Regions from separate parts of the Homo sapiens genome. Here region 1 is linked to region 2. The links are chromatin contacts, found by Hi-C in ENCODE. All regions are on one chromosome and are shown on one strand. Each heading gives the region's core, a stretch centred on a gene start or an enhancer-like site at or near the end of the contact. The rest is flanking DNA. Distances are from core to core; before and after follow the strand shown. Region 1 has its middle 130 kb from the start of CCDC3. Region 2 holds the start of CCDC3 (coiled-coil domain containing 3).

The links. A loop is a pair of places that touch in the nucleus more often than their neighbours do. Pooled maps may share reads with other maps.
Region 1: a loop to region 2 is called in a pooled map, with 3 times the contacts of the local background. The contact joins the enhancer-like site here to the promoter of CCDC3 in region 2. A Hi-C loop is called at or near these places in 1 of 168 maps with a recorded cell type or tissue (ascending aorta) and 3 of 50 pooled maps.

Annotation. Positions count from the first base shown.
Region 1 is chr10:12,873,791-12,877,969 of GRCh38, forward strand. No RefSeq gene overlaps it. Among named protein-coding and RNA genes, the nearest start is that of CCDC3, 130 kb to the right of the region's middle. Within about 2 kb of position 1,586, at least 3 of the 41 ENCODE cell types and tissues checked have a DNase peak (open chromatin) inside an H3K27ac peak, as active enhancers do; they include ascending aorta, where a contact is called at or near this core.
Region 2 is chr10:12,999,881-13,004,083 of GRCh38, forward strand. CCDC3 (coiled-coil domain containing 3) reads right to left here and starts at 1,833. Exons shown (of 3, transcript NM_031455.4): 1 at 1,317-1,833. The coding sequence starts at 1,690. RefSeq lists enhancers at 962-1,462, 1,463-1,963.

The DNA of each region.
Region 1 (4,179 bases), core at 336-2,835, 130 kb before region 2:
GGACTTCGTGGTGCATGCCTGTAATCCCGGCTACTCGGGAGGCTGAGGCAGGAGAATCACTTGAACCCAGGAGGCGGAGGTTGCAGTGAGGTGAGATTGCACCCTTGCACTCCAGTCTGGACAACAAGAATCAAACTCCGTCTCAAAAAACAAACAAACAAACAAACAAAAAAACCCATAATTCAGCCCACCAGTGGCCTCAGGTTACTGTGTGTACAAGGTGTTTGTGGGATATTTCTGGTCTCCCACAATTTCAGCTGATGTCCAGAGTTAAAGGGCTCTAAGTAAGTACCCCACCTTCTATAAAGTGTTGCTAAGGAAAGCCCTCAATGCTAAGGCTTTGATACAAAATACCATTGATCCACCTTCCCCTCAATCTTTTTGTTTTGTTTTGTTTTGTTTTTGAGATGGAGTCTCACTCTGTCGCCAGGCTGGAATGCAGTGGCGCGATCTTTGCTCACTGCAACCTCCGCCTCCTGGATTCAAGTGATTCTCCTGCCTCAGTCTCCTGAGTAGCTGGGATTACAGGCATGCCCCACCAAGCCCAGCTAATTTCTGTATATTTAGTGGAGATGGGGTTTCACCATGTTGGCCAGGCTGGTCTCAATCTCCTGACCTCATGATCCGCCCACCTCGGTCTCCCAAAGTACTGGGATTGCAGGTGTGAGCCACCGTGCCTGGCCCCCCTCCATCTTTTTGCATCAGAAGAGACATGAAAAGGGAGAAAATGGTAGTTGTGGTCAACTGTGTGGTCAGCAGTGTTTACAGTGGCAGACTGTCTACAGAGGTGAAGAGGGGTGCCTTCTCTTCTCCCTTTGCAGAGGCCAAGTGGGGAAGGTTGAGGAGCAAGAAAGGGAGACCAGCATTTCCATTTCCCAGTTGGGTTCCCATTTGGGCACCTGCCTGTCGGGCCATCTGCCCGGTAGGAAGCACTTCCTCGATAACCGTGCAGCAGTGCCTGACCCCAATTCATGCGGCTCAACTGTGGATTTCTCTCTTTAGTATGAGGGGTACTTAGCAGAGTTGGTTTTTTTTTTTTTTTTTTTTTTTTTTTTTTTTCAGATTTGGCCTTTAACTGGCAAATTCTGGGTCAGGAAGAGCGCCCCTCAACATTTTTTGATGCTAATCCTTCCCCCCCAAATCTGCCACTGGTTACAGTAACTCAGCTTTCCCACTTGAGCAGTTTGAGGGATGCAGGGTCTGACAGGAGCCCAGAGGCCGTTCAGAGGATGGGCACCAACAGTACCCTGGCTCCAAACAGGGCAGCCAGGTGCAAGGTGGGCACAGGGCTTAGCAGGGAAGGTGGGCCGGCAAGGCCAGGTGCATGGCAGGAGTGGCGGGGAGCCTGGTGGGCTGTGGGGAGTAGAGGTAGTTCATGGCCAGCCTGGAGCTGAGAACATGGAGAAAGAACCCCAAACTCTTAATTTTTCTGTAGAACTTGGCTGGTGCTCAGGGCTGCTGGCAGCCTCAGCTGGAAATCTGTTTACCCAGAGAACGAAGCATCAGATAAGCTTTGTGGTGGAAGAGAGCCATGATTCTCAGTCTAAATGTTGAAATTAGAGGGAGAGGCAAAGAGAATCCAATGGAACTTGTGGCCGGTGAAGCTCTAGTGAGCCTGAGGCAGTGACTTGGGTCTAAGGTGAAGCCTTATTTATGGAGAAGCGATCCCAGGCGAAAACAGCTGTTGGCCAGAGTTTTGGAGAAACATGAGTTGACTCAGAATTAGGCCATGAACTTAGGTTATTATTTGCCTTTTTTCCCCTTGATTTTTTGTTTTGGGATTTATTTAAATTATGTTTGGTAGAAGGAGACTTACAAATAGGCAGATTGTTATTTTTCTTAACTTTATAGTATGAGTTCCATTAGGAGATATATATGACAAAGTGGTATTTATGAACATATTAGGGTTCTCCAGAGAAACAGAACCAATAGTATCTATTTTATATATACACACACACATATGTGTGCATATATACACATACATTTATATTGATTTTTTATTTTTTTGAGAGAGGGTCTCACTCTGTTGCCCAGGCTGGAGGGCAGTGGTACCACCACAGCTCACTGCAGCCTCGACCTCCCAGGCTCAAGTGATCCTTCCACTTCAGCCTCCCAAGTAGCTGGGACCACAGGCACGTGCCATCATGCCCAGCTAATTTTTTTATTTTTTTGTAGAGACGGAGGTCTCCCTGTGTTGTCCAGGCTGGTCTCAAACTCCTGAGCTCAAGCCATCCTCCTGCCTTGCCCTCCCAACAATTGAGATTACAGGCATGAGCCACCATGCCTGGCCTATTTCTATGTATTTATATGTGTATGTAGTATGTAGAGCTTTACTGTGAAGTATTGACCCATGCAATTATGAAGGCTAAGAGGTCCCACAATCTGCCTTCTGCAAGTAGAGACCCAGGAAAGTCAGTGGCATAGCTCAAAGGCCTGAGAGCTAGAGACCTAGTGGTGTAGATTCAAGTCCAGGTCTGAAGGTCTGAGAACCAGGAGCACTGAGGGAAGGAGGTGACCCACCCGCCAGCTTCAGCAGCCAGGTAGAGAGCAGATTCCTTCTTCCTCTGCCTTTTTGTTCTATTCAGGCCCTCTGTGGATTGGACGACGCCCAGCCATGCTGGGGAGTGCCATCTGCTTTATGAGTCCACCAAGCCAAAGGCAAGTCTCTTCCAGGAACATCCTCCCAGACACAACTAGAAGTAATGTCTAACCAGCTCTCTGGGTGCCCCGTGGTCAGCTTGACACATACAATTCCCCATCACAGTGAATCATGGATTGGGAGCTGTGCTTTGCTGGTGAAGCAGCTCTCCATGGGGAACAATAAGCCCCGATTTGTAACACTTGCTGGCCTTAGTGGTATAAAAGCTCCCACTTCCACTCATTTCAAGCTCTCCCGTGAAGTCACTGAGCAGGGAGTGGGAGGAGATAACACACGATCACCTCTCACAAGCCAGTCCAAGCTGGCTCCAACACCCCACAGTGGGGACCAGACATCTGAGAACAAACAAAATGTTTAGGCTCACAGTTTTCACTACTCCCTTAGAGTCGGGTGGGAGGACAAATTCTGGGATTCTATATTTTCGTGGTAGGTGTTTTATTTTATTTTTATTTATTTTATTTTTTGCTTTTTGGGTTTTTTGTTTTTTGTTTTGTTTTTTGAGATGTAGTCTCACTCTGTTGCCCAGGCTGGAGGGCAGTGATGCAATCTCTGCTCACTGCAACCTCCACCTCCCGAGTTCAAGCAATTCTCCTGCCTCAGCCTCCCAAGCAGCTGGGATTACAAGCGTATGCCACCACGTTCAGCTGATTTTTGTAATTTTTTTAGTAGAGACGGGGTTTCGCCATGTTGGCCAGACTGGTCTCAAAATCCTGACCTCAGGTGATCCACCCACCTCGGCCTCCCAAACTGCTGGGATGACAGGTGTGTGCCACCGTGCCTGGCCATATTTATTTATTTTTTGAGACAAGGTTTTCCTGGTTCACCCAGGCTGGAGTGCAGTGCCCTGATTGTGGCTCATTGTGAGGCAGGAGAAAAAGGCCTGGAGGCAGGGAACTTAAGGCCAGCCAACCCGTGGTGACTTTCTGAACTAAATCAAACTGAAAGCACTTCAGCAATGACAGGAATATGAATGGCTTTGTAACTTCACTTCATCCTCTCCATTTACATAGACCACACACACCAAGTAATATCCTCTCCATTTACAATAGGGTGCCTTCTGAATAAATGACTCTGTAACTTTACTTCATTCTTGGTTACAGCCAAGTAACCAATGGGAAGCCTCTAAAGTGTTGAAACTCCAACAAGTTCTGTAACCGGGGGTCTTGAGCCCCTATACTTGGGCCACTCCCACTCAGTGGAATGTACTTTCGTTCTCAATAAATCCTTGTGCATTTTGTCCAATTCTTTGTTAGAGATGCCGAGTACCTGGACACCTTCTGCCGGTTACAACTTCAACCTCCGCCTCCTGGGTTCAAGCGATTCTTCTGCCTCCGCCTTTTGAGTAGCTGGGATTACAGGTGCGCGCTACCACATCCAGCTAATTTTTGTAATTTTAGTAGAGCCAGGGTTTCACCATGTTGCCCAGGCTGGTCTCGAACTCCTGGCCTCAAGAGATCTACCTGCCTTGGCCTCCCAAAGTGCTGGAATGACAGGTGTGAGTCACTGTGCCCAGCCAGTGT
Region 2 (4,203 bases), core at 583-3,082:
CTCTCTCAGTCTCACTGGCTTTATTTAGAAACTACACTTCTCTGGAAATACATACATATATATAAAAACTTAATCTAGCTGAACCACTCAAGCCAACACAAAGCAAGACGTGTTTTTTAAACTTAGATATTCTGGCTTCAATATGGAAAACATGTGTTGCCATGCACTTACAAACACCACTTTGTAGAACTGTTTTCTTTCTCAGAGAAATGCGAGCTAAAAGTGAATCTGCAGACCCACGTCAGCCTCATTCCAAATATCCTCAGTGCTACTTCCCAGACTGGGAAAACGAACTACAACCGATCACCCCAACAGTGGATTAATTTACTATCTTGATAGATAGGTTAGATTCCATTTTGATGTTTTTCTCAGTTGTTTTATATCACTCTCCAAATTCCAACTGAAGCTAACCAAAGAATTTAGAGTTCTACCTGGCACTCTCTATTCAAATTTCAGAAGAATTCAGTAGTCAATGAGAATTGACTGAATTCTTAGGCAGATGCATTCCATCTTGACCACAGGCCAAGTTCTGAAGTTCATGGAACTTCAGAAGATTCCAGTGGTCTATAATCAAAGAGGACCTCCTGGCCTGGTTCACCTCTCCACTCCTCAAAGCATTGCTACCCAGGATTTTACCAGCAGCAGAACCCCAAGCCCTAGTAAACCTTTGCTATTTCAAAGAACCTGGCAGCTGATATGAGACAGTGAAGCAATCCCGGGCTACATTCCACACCATTCACATCTTGGCATTTGAGCAAATGAGGAAGAGGAGAGAGTGGACAGCTGGTCAACTTCTAACCTGCACCAGGTGCTTTGCATGAGTTACGTTCCTCACTCAACCAGCCCTGTCTCTCACTTTACACAGGTGAGGCTATGGAAGTTCTTGAGAAGGTGTCAAGAAATGCGCTCAGAATCACGGTTAGGAAGGGCAGAGCCAAAATGCCAGCCACAGACTGATTTCAAAGATTGTTTTTCTCACCGTCCCAATCTACTCCCACTGAGGCCAGTTTAAAAACCCAAGTCAAAGGGACTGTTGGAGGGCGCTTTGAGCTTCTGTCTGCAATGCTCTTCTGTGTACAAGGCACAGAAACCTTCCCTGTCTTTTAAACCGCCTTAACCAGGGGTAGTCAGGATGTCTGTAGAGACGTCAGACGGAGCAAGAAAGATCCAAGAAGGCAAGGGGTAGGCGCCCCAGGGGCATTCTCACTTGACACCGACAGGCTGCCCGGGGAGTTACCGGCCTGGCTCTAGGTAACGGCGACCTCGGGAGGTGGCGCAGAGAGAGAGAGAGGTGGCGGCGGCGCCGCCGGGCTCACCTGAGGAAGAAGAAATAGGAGTAGTCCTGGACCACGGTGTGGGAGTGGCACGAGAAGTAGCCCAGGCCGGTGAGGTTGAGCCTGGAGCCGGCGGGCACCTCCAGCATGCTGCCCCACGCCTGGTCGCACAGCATCTCGACCTCGGCCGAGTAGAAGAGGCCCCCCTGGCCGGCGTGGTACTGCCAGGGCAGGTGGTTGTAGAGGCCGGGCGCCTCGGGGTGCAGCGCCAGCACCCTGGCGTACACGATGGTCTCGGCCAGCTCGGCGCGGCAGCCCTCGCTCAGGGGCCTCCACTCGGAGGGCAGCTGGCAGGCGCGCGCGGGCGCTGGGGGACCCGCCAGGCAGAGCGCGGCGAGCAGCAGCTGGCGCAGCATGCCGGGCCCTCCCGGGGCGCACGGGGCGGCGGCGGGGAGCCCGGGGAGCCCGCCGGCCCGGGAAGGGCAGCCCTGGGCGCTCGGCTGCTCGGGCCGCTCCCGGGAGCTGAGCGCACCGCTGTCTCCGCCACGGGGCTCGGCATGCCCGGCCCTGGCGCGCCACGCTTTAAAAGGGTCCCGGGGACTGGACGCGCCGGGCGCCCGCCTCCCGCCCTGCCCCCTGCGGCTGGGGCGTGGGCGGGGGAGGGGCGGGGAGTCGGGCGGGTCCCGGCGCCGGCTGGGGCGGGGACCAGGGACTCGGAGAACGCGGGGACGCCGGGACCCAGCCCTGAATTGGGGACAGTGGCCCAGCAATCTCCTGGCGCCCCACGATGGACGTGGTCCGAGCTTGCCAGGCGTAAAGCCTGTTTGCAAACGCAAGGCATTCATTAAAGAATGACTCTTAATTTGCACGATTACTGCCTAAGTTTTTACATTTTCTCTACATTTCAGAGTAAAAATACATAGAAACCAAATCTGACTTTATATTCCCAGAGATTAGGAAATTCAGTGTGGGCTGAGATCTCGTGCTCTCTCAGATTTGCTAGTTATTTAATGAAGATCTTAGAAAAGCTTTGATAAAAGATTCCAAAAAGCAATCATTTGGCCCTGATTTTCTTGGTTTCCATAATCCCTGATTCCATTTTCTAAACACTGTACACCTGAGAAATACATTCAGAAGTAAATCCCAAACAGCTTTTCACATCAGTGAGTGAATTTGAGGATACTGACTCCACAGTTCCATCTTTATCTCTAAAGGCAACAGGTTTTTTGTTTTGTTTTTTGTTTTTTTCTTGAGACAAGGTCTATATCTGTCACCCAGGCTGGAGTACAGTGGCTCCATCAGGGCTCACTGCAGCCTCGACCTCCCCTGGGCTCAGGTGATCCTCCCAGGTCAGTCTCCCAAGTAGCTGGGAATACAAGCACACTGCCACCCCGGATAATTTTTTGTTTTTAGTAGAGACAGGCTATGTTGCTCAGGCTGGTCTCAAACTCCTGGGCTCAATCGATCCTCCCACCTCAGCCTCCCAAAGTGCTGAACTTTCAGGCGTGAGCCCCCACATCCACCCTGAATATTTAAATTATGCAATTTCATAATGCTATTAGTCTCCCAGGGCTGCCATAATAAAATACTCTAGTCTGGTGGCTTAAATAACAGACCTTACTTTCTCAGAGTTTTGGAGGCAGGAAGTCCAAGATTAAAGTGCTAGGGTTGGTTACTGGTGAGGCCTCTCTTCCTGGCTTACAGACGGCCACCTTCTCACTGTGTCCTCACGTGGCCTTCTCTCTGTGTGTGATGGAGAAAGAGTGAGCCCTGGTCTCTTCCTCTTCTAACAAGGTCACTAGTCCTATGGGGTTATCACCCCACCCTTATGTCCTCATTTAATTACCTGCCTGAAGACCCTATTTCCAAATACAGTCACATTAGGGAGTTAGCACTTCAACATATGAATTTGGAGGTGGGAGGGGAGACATAATTCAGTCTATATGAGCTATTTAGCAGGTGTTCTGCAGGTTTGCTAGAGAAAGAGAGCAGGGATCCCAAATGGTTTATATTCCTGGCAGGCAGACTCACAGCACACACTGCCAAGTTATAATAAGAATTGCTAAACCTTAGTCATTGTTGACCATGGGCCAATCACTGTTGTAAGGACTGTACATATGTCATCTTAATAAATTCTCCAAACAATATTCTGAAGTAGATATAACTATTATCCTCATTTTACAGATAACAGGCACAGAGAAGTTAATTGACACCAAAGATCACAAAGCTACAAGTTGACCAAGCTAGGATTCAGCTCCCAGCAATCAGACTCCAGATCCATGTACTTAACTACAACACTAGAATAGGGCCAAATATAGGAAATGCTCTAAAGACACAGGTCGGCCCTTTAACCAGGATATACACAGAGCAAATTAAGAGAAAACCTTAGCAGAGTCACCAATGATGGCTCAAGGAGTGTGCAACTGACCTAACATTAATTTTGTATGACCCAGAATCCCTGCTCTATTTTAGTCCTATACTGTAACTCATCAGATAAGATAGTAAGAAAGTTTTTCTTACTAACTGCATCTTCAAGTGTCTTGAAGGCCTGGAAAAGATTTGTCTACCCCAAAAGACTGTAAGGCCCTCTCTTTTCTTTCCACATAGGTGAGCAAATAAATAAAAATCAGCAAACATGGCTGTTTTTTCTCTTGTTGTATAAACTTGACAGAATCAAAACTCTTCCAATACTTCCCACAGTGTATTTTGCAGAAGTGAGCACCTGCAAGAAATCGTCCTCATGGATTCAGCAGACACATCAGTCATGCTTTTCTCCCCTGTAAGATCTGGCAGAGTGCCTCACTGATTGGGTTTCTCTTCCTGATTGAGCCATTGCAGTGTACCGTAGTGAGCAGTTCCTCTTTGGGGACTAAGACTTCCAAACAAGCAGAGCTCAAGGTAGCCAGGAGGGGAAACAAAACTTCTGTGA